Regions from separate parts of the Homo sapiens genome. Here region 1 is linked to region 2. Evidence: chromatin loops called from intact Hi-C (ENCODE). Cell type or tissue: Calu3. All regions are shown on one strand. Each heading gives the region's core, and the rest is flanking DNA. Links, peaks and the distances in the headings are about the cores only.

Region 1 (4,402 bases), core at 302-4,301, 73 kb before region 2:
GAGTCTAGACATATTTAGAAAATGGAACTCAGTGGCCAATTTGATGTGGAACAGGAAAACGGAATGGAGAGTCCAGAATGTGGCAGATTTCTGGCAAGAATGGCTGGGTGGGTGAGATGCATCTGACAGATCAGGAGGCAAGAGAGGAGCAGACTCACTGACAGTGGGTAGAGGCTGAGTTCAGTTATAGATGTGCTGGTTTTGAAGTAGTTATGAGACATTCAGCTGGACCCAGCCAGTTGTCTGTTGAATACTTTGGTCTGATGCTTAAGGGAGATACTAGAATTAGAAATATTGTTTCAAAAATCAGCAAGATACAAGGGGCAATTAAGCAAACAACAGTGAATGATACGACAAAGGAGACTGTACTGACAGTAAAGAACTATTGACAAAGTAGAACCTTTGGGAGCTTCGGTATTTGGGGCAGGAAAGGACAGAGGACAAGAAACCTGCAAATACAATTAAGAAATAAAGGAAAATTTAAAAAGAGAACATCTGGTAGATGCCAAGGAAGTAGAGACTCTTGGAGGAAAGAAATCATGAGGTGTATTAACACAATACGTTGACCATTATTAGCATTTTTGAGTATAATTTTGGCAGAATTTTCTGAGCTCATAATGATAGGATGATGGGCAGATTATATTGGGTTGAAAAGTCAAAGGGAAGTGAATGCACTTTTTTCCCCAAGAAATCTTATCTGAGACAAGAAGAAGAGAAGCAAGACAATGGTTTAACAGAGACTCATGGTCAGGAGAAATGTGTGTGTATGTGTGTATGTGTGTGTGTGTGTTTCTCAACAAACGAGAGAGCCTTGATTGCCTTTGTAGGTCTAAGAGAAAGAGCTACAAAAGGAAAAAATACATAAAATATGAGAGGAATCAGGTCCAGTGCAGTGGCCTGTAATCCCAGCACTTTGGGAGGTCAAGGCGGGCAGATCATCTGAGATCAGGAGTTTGTGACCCCTGTCCAACATGGTGAAACCTGTCTCTACTAAAAATACAAAAATTAGCCAGGCATGGTGGCAGGCGCCTGCAATCCCAGCTACTTGGAAGGCTGAGACAGGAGAATTGCTTGATCCTGGGAGATAGAGGTTGCAGTGAGCTGAAATTGTGCCACTGCACTCCAGCCTAGGCAACAGAGTGAGACTCTGTCTCAAAATAAAATAAAATATACAAGGAATCATTACTCCTACTCAGTGTTCCAAGGTGCTGGAGGAAAGAGGGAAAAATAGTATCATGAACACAGGTACAAAATGTCCAACAACTGGAAATTAAATGAATCATATTGTAGAAGAACATTTATTGCCATAAAATTATTACCATATACCATATGTTATATTAACATATATAGCCTTATATATGTGACATTCATATGGTATTATATTGCTATATAAATTTTTAAAATTAAAATATAAATTGTGATGTATTATTTTTAAGTTAAAAAAAGTTGGTCACAAAACAAGAGAGTAATCTCTTAGCTCTTCTTCCCTCCTTTTCCTTCCTGCCTCCTCAATCTTTTCCTACCTTTTTACCTCCTCCAGAGTCTTGGCTCTACCTAAAGAGAGTTGTGGGAAGTTCTTTCTTAGTGTTGTGAGGTAGGTTAGCTTTGTCAAGTAAAACCAAGCTTTCTGTTTATCTTGCTAGACGGTGATATTTCATCTAAACGATTGGTACCAGATATGTTTTGGAATCTTCCTATTTAAAGATAATAATACATATTACTTGATATTACCAGCAGAGTCTGGGAAAATACCCAGAATCAAACATATTAATATATCTATTGGAAAACATGGGATTATTCACCTTAAATAGCTTGAATAAAAATGTTATAGCCTTATGTTAATTCAAGTTAGGTCTTAATGCCAATGTGCCAGTGGGTTACAAAAATCCTTTATTTTCAGAAGATTTTGGATTTTTGTATTGAAGATAAGGAATTTTGGTATAATATTATATTTATAATTTTTCATAGTCTAACTGTGATGATATATTATGCTTGAAAAATCTCGATTATCACCAAAAGCTACCTCCAAACCAAGGGAAGAGACACAAAGAGAGGTAAAAGTGAAATAAACCCCTATCTTGCCACACAGATTTTCCAAGCATTTTATAGCAAATATGCATAATTTTGTTTATATCAGTATGTCATTGCAAACATCACTCAGAGTTTTGCTTTTATAGTTTTTCTTTGTTTTTCCTAAAGTTATTAATTGCCTTATTTTTTTAAATTTCGTTAATTTTCTTTGACTTTTTGTTAAAACCCCATATCTTCCAACAGCATCTCAGAATAATTTTTCCACAATATCATTTTCATAAGTTTATCTTGAGCTAAAAATAATAACCTTTCTCTGCACTGGTTTCCCTCTAGTCATTCTGCACAGTTGTCATATTGAGATTTCCTTTACTGTCATCCTAGGAATGCTCTCTTAGCTATTTCCTTGTTTTAGGTTCTCTGTTTTTCTCCTTCTACCTTTATTTGCTCCTTTGTTCTGTTGTAGTCAACGCTGTCTAGTCACATTGCTCTAATCTGAACTGGCTGCTCTCCATGCCTTGTATACGATAGGAGTCATCCTGGAATCTCCCTTTATCCTCATGGTGAAGATTTTTCTTTACCACTTCCCTGTGTGGATTTCCTGTTTTCTGTTCCCCGTCTTCCTTGTTTTGGGCTTGTGCCCTCTTTCTTGTTGTTAACAGTTTCCGGAAAGAGAGTGATCGGGATGCAAGATTTTTGAGACTCACTGGTCTGAAACTGCCTTTCCTCTTAAATTTAGTTAAGTATTTCCCTGGGCATGGAATTCAAAGGTGGTTATGACTTTTCTTCAGGATTGTGAATGTATTTATATCCTCCCATCTTACGTTGCTATTGAGAATTCTGAAGTTCTTCTGATTCCTGATTCTTTGTATGTGTATTCCTCATTCCACACCTTCCCCAGAATGCATGCAGAATTTCTTCCTTTCTATTTTCTTTTCTCTTTTTCTGAAACTCTTATTATTGGGATCTTCTGCCTCTTGGATTAGGGCTCTAATTTTCCGACATTTTCTCTGCTATTTTTTACTACTTTATTTTTCTCCTCTACTTTCTGAGAGATTTCCTCCTCTTGATCTTCCAAATCTTGTACTGAATCTTTTATTTTTGTTAACATGTTCTTAATTTCCAAGAACTCTTTTTTCTTGTCTTCGGAGTTTCAACACTTATTGTTGTTTTGTGCATGTATTATTTTTTCTTCTCTCTCTGAGGCTATTTAGGAAATTTTTTATTGAAGCTCCTCCCCCCTGCTTCCTTCAAGTTGCTTTTATCTGCTTTTTTATTTGCTTTTTCATGCAATAAGTTTTTCTCACATGTCTGGTAACTCTTGGGGATTACCAAAAACTCATAGAAAATTCTGACCATGTGAGTAACACTTGCCAATTTTGAGCTTCATGATAGAATGATCTAGCTGGACCTTTTGCTGCGGGGAAATCGGAGGTAAGTGTCTTTGGAGACTTCCTCTTGGGATGGTCAGGTCTCCCAGGTTTCAAGATTCTTCTAATTTCCTTCTTGAATCAGTTGCCTAATTTAGGAAATAAAAATACAGGATCTCCAGGTAAATTTGAAGTTCAGATAAACTTTGTTTTTTTTGAGAGAGTCTCTTTCTGTTGCCAAGGCTGGAGTGCAGTGGCATGATTTCCGCTCACTGCAACCTCTGCCTCCCGGGTTCAAGCAATTCTCCTGCCTCAGCCTCCCGAGTAGCTGGGATTACAGGTTCATGCCACCACTCCCAGCTAATTTTTTATATTTTTGGTACAGATGGGGTTTCCCCATGTTGGCCAGGCTGGTCTCGAACTCCTGACCTCAAGTGATCCGCCTGCCTCGGCCTCCCAAAGTGCTGGGATTACAGGTGGGAGCCACTGCTCCCAGCCCAGATAAACATTTTTTTTAAAAAGTGTAAGTATGTCCCATTCAATATTTAAGACATACTTATACTAAAAAATTATTTGTTGTGTATCTGAACTTCACATTTAACTGGGAGTCTTGTCCTGTGTTTTACCTGGCAACCCTATTCCTGAAAGATAAATCCTTGCTGACAGCATTAGGGATCCAAGTGAGGAAAATGGCCTTGCAAGGTGTGGGTGGGGGTGGAGGGGGAACGTTTTCAACATTCAGTGTTATTTATTCAGGTAATCCCCTTCAACTATGTCTCTTAAACTTTCATCTAAAGACCATCCACTTTACCCTCTCTGGAAACATTCTCCGTTATTTACTGGAGTAGGGGAGGATCAGTTATCTGGTTTTTTGGAGGACTTAGTATCCAAGGCATCCTTCACAACTTTCTGCTCATTTATTTTCCTTTGACTGCCACAACTTTACTCCTAGCTCTAGGTATAGAGCAGTCCCAGTGATTAATTTGAGTGCTTTGCAGTGTAGA
Region 2 (4,402 bases), core at 185-4,184:
TTTACACACCCACTACTTCCTGGTAGAGAGAAAAGAAAGAAAATTAGAAAAGTAAAGAGAACATGGGGGAAAGCCAGAGATGGAACAAAGAGGACACACAAAAGCTTTTATACTGTTCAAAAGGGGTCAAAACATAGGCTGAGCTTGGGAACTGCTTGTCTCCCTCCCCACCACAGACACTTTGTGTGATATTCCCATTTCATTTTTGTTCCTCAGTATCTTACCAGATGTACTTTGAAGCATCAGCAACTAAAAATGATAGGTAAGTAAATATGGAAATAACAATTTCAAAAACTCATATTCTTCCAGGAGTCAGTTATGTGTTAGCTGAGAGTTAAGCCTTTACTAGATTCTGCTGTTGTGAGAACAAACGTTTCTTAACTAAAAGAAGAAATGGCAAACTGAGTAACTGGGGCGACAGACTCCAGGCAGGTTTTCATTCAGGAGCCATCCTAATCACAGCAGCTGGTTAGTTCCCATGTTACATACAGTAGAACTCTGTCCAGTGTCTTCCTTTCCTCCGTAGGCTCATCCACATTTTGTATTGCTATTTGGTGTTCTGGTGTTTTAATAAATGTGGAATATCTACTAAAGTTTTGTTTTCAATCCATCATTCCTTTTTGCTTGATATTTATACATGTATTTTTTAATAACAGAGGAATGAGAGGAAGAAATAAAGAAGAAAATTATTAACTTTAGGTTGAGACTCATTAATAACTGATGGGCTGTGACCAGTGATGTGTTGGTTTAAGCTCAACACTGGGCTCTAAAAAGAACAGTCCTAATTTGTAGAGTTTGATGATTTCCATGGTATATACATTTAAAAAATCTTTCCTTATGAGTGATTTTAACCTATAAATGTAATGTCCTGAAATGTTAAAAAACTTCTCTTGAAAATAATCATGGGTGGTTCCAGCATACCACTGGCTGTGAACAATATTTTTAATGAAAAGCAAATTAGAATAGAAGAAAATAGATAGTATCAAAATATATCACTTGCACCGAGGCTAAGTATAGCCTCATGAAGTTTTATTTTCAGTTATATCTCGTGTGTGTGTGTGTGTGTGTGTGTGTGTGTGTGTGTTTATACATGGTAGTGAACTGTGTTTCACTGAAATATTCCTTGTTTAATTTCTTCATTTCCATTATAGCAATGAAAATTGTGAGTTTTCAAGAAGAGAGTAGTTATATCCAGGTGTGGTTATGAAAGTAAATCTGTCAGTACCTTTTCAATGTCCTTTTATGTTTCAAAACATAATCACCCTGCTGTGTTCTAGTGAGGATGACAGAGTGATCCAGTGTCCTGTATACTGGCTTCCTTCTACCATTCACTCTGTCTTCATTTCCCAGGATTAGTAAAATCATGTTCCTCAACACCGAGAATTTTGTAGTAAGTTACAGATGTGAAAACTGAGCCTGGGGGATTTAGTGGTTTACCCTGGATTCTGTGTTCTTTGTTTACTGAACTTTTTAATTTTTTTCATATTTGTGACATTTTAACTGGCTTTTTTTTTAAATAAAGATTTTCAAAATTCAAATTTGTACAAATCACTGAAGTAAAAATAAAAATTCTCTCACATCCCAATACTTTCTTGTTACATTCAGGAATCAAAGTGTAAACAGAAACATTTTATGATTCAGACAATTATTCCTCCCTTGGATATTAGCCAGCATTTAATTGAGCCCACAAACCTGTGTATTTTCAATATACGGAAACTTCTGTACTTAATCTTTCCAGAATGACCATGAAATCAGATATAAAATTGCCTTTCATTTGGAAAAAAATAAAACAAACTGGGTCATTAAAAACACACAGAGATGCCTGTAATCCCAGCACTTTGGGAGGCCCAGGTAGGCGGATCATGAGGTCAAGAGATGGAGACCGTCCTGGCCAACACAGTGAAACCCTGTCTCTACTAAAAATACAAAAATTAACTGGGCGTGGTGGTGTGTGCCTGTAGTCCCAGCTACTTGGGAGGCTGAGGCAGGAGAATCACTTGAACCCAGGACGCGGAGGTTGCAGTGAGCTGAGATCGCACTACTGTATTCCAGCCTGGCGACAGAGTGAGACTCTGTCTCAAAGAAAACCAAAACCAAAACCAAAACCAAACCAAAACAAACAAACGAACAAAAAACCCAGGGTATTTCAATATCCCTTGAGAAAGTTAAAAGAGCAGTCCCACTGGGGCTCCACAGTTAGTGCCTATCTGGAAGCTCCTGGATCTGAGTTCTCTACTCCAATTCTCCTGAGAGCAGAAGCAAACTTATATATGAATCATATACCTTAATCCTCTACACTAAACTTTCTGGAATTTCCTGATGTCGCACCTGCAAAGCCACAAGAGGACGGTCATTGATTCACAACTAACTTTTCAGGAAAGGGAAGGTACTGGGTCAATAAAAAGAATTGGAAATGTTCTAATCTTTTTAAATTATTGCTGATTTATTCTCTTCTTCAAAATAATTGAATAGTGATAGTTGTATTTTATAAAGAATCAGAAATTGTTGAAATGGGTTGCAATTGAGAAGATAGTTTTTAACTAAAAAACAATCATTATAATTTTCTGGTAAAAGGTCTTAAATTTTCCATCAAAATTCATTTGACAAGGTTGGTAAATTTTTATATAGTGGCATATAAAATACTTTTGCAAAGTACAAGAACTATGCGAGACATGATTCAGTAAATGTAGTTAGGTATTTCAACAATGCTAAAATGCACTTTCCTCTTTGGCATTATGTATCAATAATTTTAGATTTCAGTCTTAAATTCCAAGAGCCCTAGGGCTGTTAGAATTTAAAGGAGAATTATTTATGACATTATCCAAATTTGTGTTCAAATGAGAAACCTTTAAAAATCTGCTTCTTTGTACATGTAATTTGAGTTAATATATTGAAGAAGTGGAACACTAATAGCTCATATCTTCCTTTGCTGATCTTTCTTATCTGTTTTTCCAACAAAGAAAACTGAAAGGAAATTATAATTTACATTTATTTATATGCTTGTACATACATACATAGGTGGCAATGGCAATTGTTAAGTTCTTTGCCCAAATAGGTGGATCCTAGAAGAGGAGAACATATTTTATGGCAGTAGTGTCACTTTTATTTGGTGCCATGTAGAGCACATGTACAAATGCTTGCCTCTATGCTCAGAACCAGATTGTAGTCTACTACAAGTTATATGGTATTCATCCTGGAAGGCTGTGAAAATTAGATTCCTAACTTGGTGTTGCTATTAAGTCATCTCTGCCTCCTACTAAAATGAATGTGTCCAGACAATCAAAGATTCTCTTCAACAAGTATTAACTCCATGATATATTGCATTGCAAATCTGACTTTTTCCAAATGTATGTGGCTGGAGATATGCCAACCTTAGTCAGTGCTTAAAACTAAAACTTGAGGAGGAAAAGGAAAAGGTCCCAGTGGGAAATTATTTGTAATTATTAATATTTGAACATTTGTAACTTTAAAAAATGAGAATTCCATAGAGGCTATGTGATTCAACATAATAGATAACATAAAAATTTTGTTGGCCTCCATAAAAAAATTAAAGGAGCTAGCATAATTTTTATGAGGAAAAGCAGGGAGGAAGGCAGGAACAATGTTAATGGCCGCAAAGATCTGCATGTCAACTTTGAACGTATAAACAGGTTATGAAACAGTAAAAGTTTATTTGCAAATCAGTTATCTGGAAATTAGAATACAGTTTTCCAAAAGAACATTGTTAGTTTGTTAGAGCTGGTTATTGTGAGCCTCATTGTGTTCTTACTAGACAGATGCCCCACTGTGGAATGTTAAGATAACGATGAGGCTAGAAACTGCATCACATAATATATCTTTGTAAATATTTCGTTTATGGACTTCTCCAGTTCTGAAAGTATATGAATTTTCCCTTATGTGTATAGGAAGTTGCACATAGTGAAAGATTTGATCGCATGTTGAAACATCTTATAGAATCATCCCAATACTTAAAACATGGAACAGTTACTTATATGTAAGACCCATGTGAGGTTGCTTAAATGTCGTGACTGTGATCAATAAGGTCATAGGGGCAACTAGGGTGTGGCAGAGTCCCCTGTGTAATCATTAACTGCGTATGTATTCATGGACTTAAATACTGTATGAGTTTAACTGCAAGTCTGTATTCTGCAACAGAAAATTTCCTTTTATCTTTGAGAGTATGTGAGTTTTAACTGGAAGAAAATCCCCAACTCCTCTAAGTGGTAGATAAGGTGCAAACATTACATATGGGACTGAAAAGAGCCAAGACAACCCCATCTTCACACCTTAATGGGACACGGAGGGGTGTCATGCCACTAGCAGCAGCACCTCCCAACTGCATTTAGCTGAAATACTTCCACTTTTGTTTTCTTCTACTAACACTATCTCTGCCCAGACTCAG

Evidence for each region. Hi-C counts contacts between places; a loop is a spot of excess contacts. Peaks named below come from ENCODE experiments on the same cell type or tissue, not always from the same donor. Only the 100,000 strongest peaks of a DNase experiment are listed, where the experiment ranks them.
Region 1: a loop joins it to region 2, with 3 times the contacts of the local background. A loop is called at or near these places in 1 of 110 quality-filtered maps.

The regions. Positions count from the first base shown.
Region 1 is chr6:132,685,659-132,690,060 of GRCh38, reverse strand. All of the region lies in intron 5 of VNN1 (vanin 1), which reads left to right. Among named protein-coding and RNA genes, the nearest start is that of VNN1, 26 kb to the left of the region's middle. In Calu3, for the core only: no CTCF peak of the experiment used is centred there; a DNase peak (open chromatin) is centred at 2,610.
Region 2 is chr6:132,612,560-132,616,961 of GRCh38, reverse strand. It overlaps a transcript of TAAR5 not described here. Among named protein-coding and RNA genes, the nearest start is that of TAAR2, 9.5 kb to the left of the region's middle. In Calu3, for the core only: no CTCF peak of the experiment used is centred there; DNase peaks (open chromatin) are centred at 2,201 and 4,051.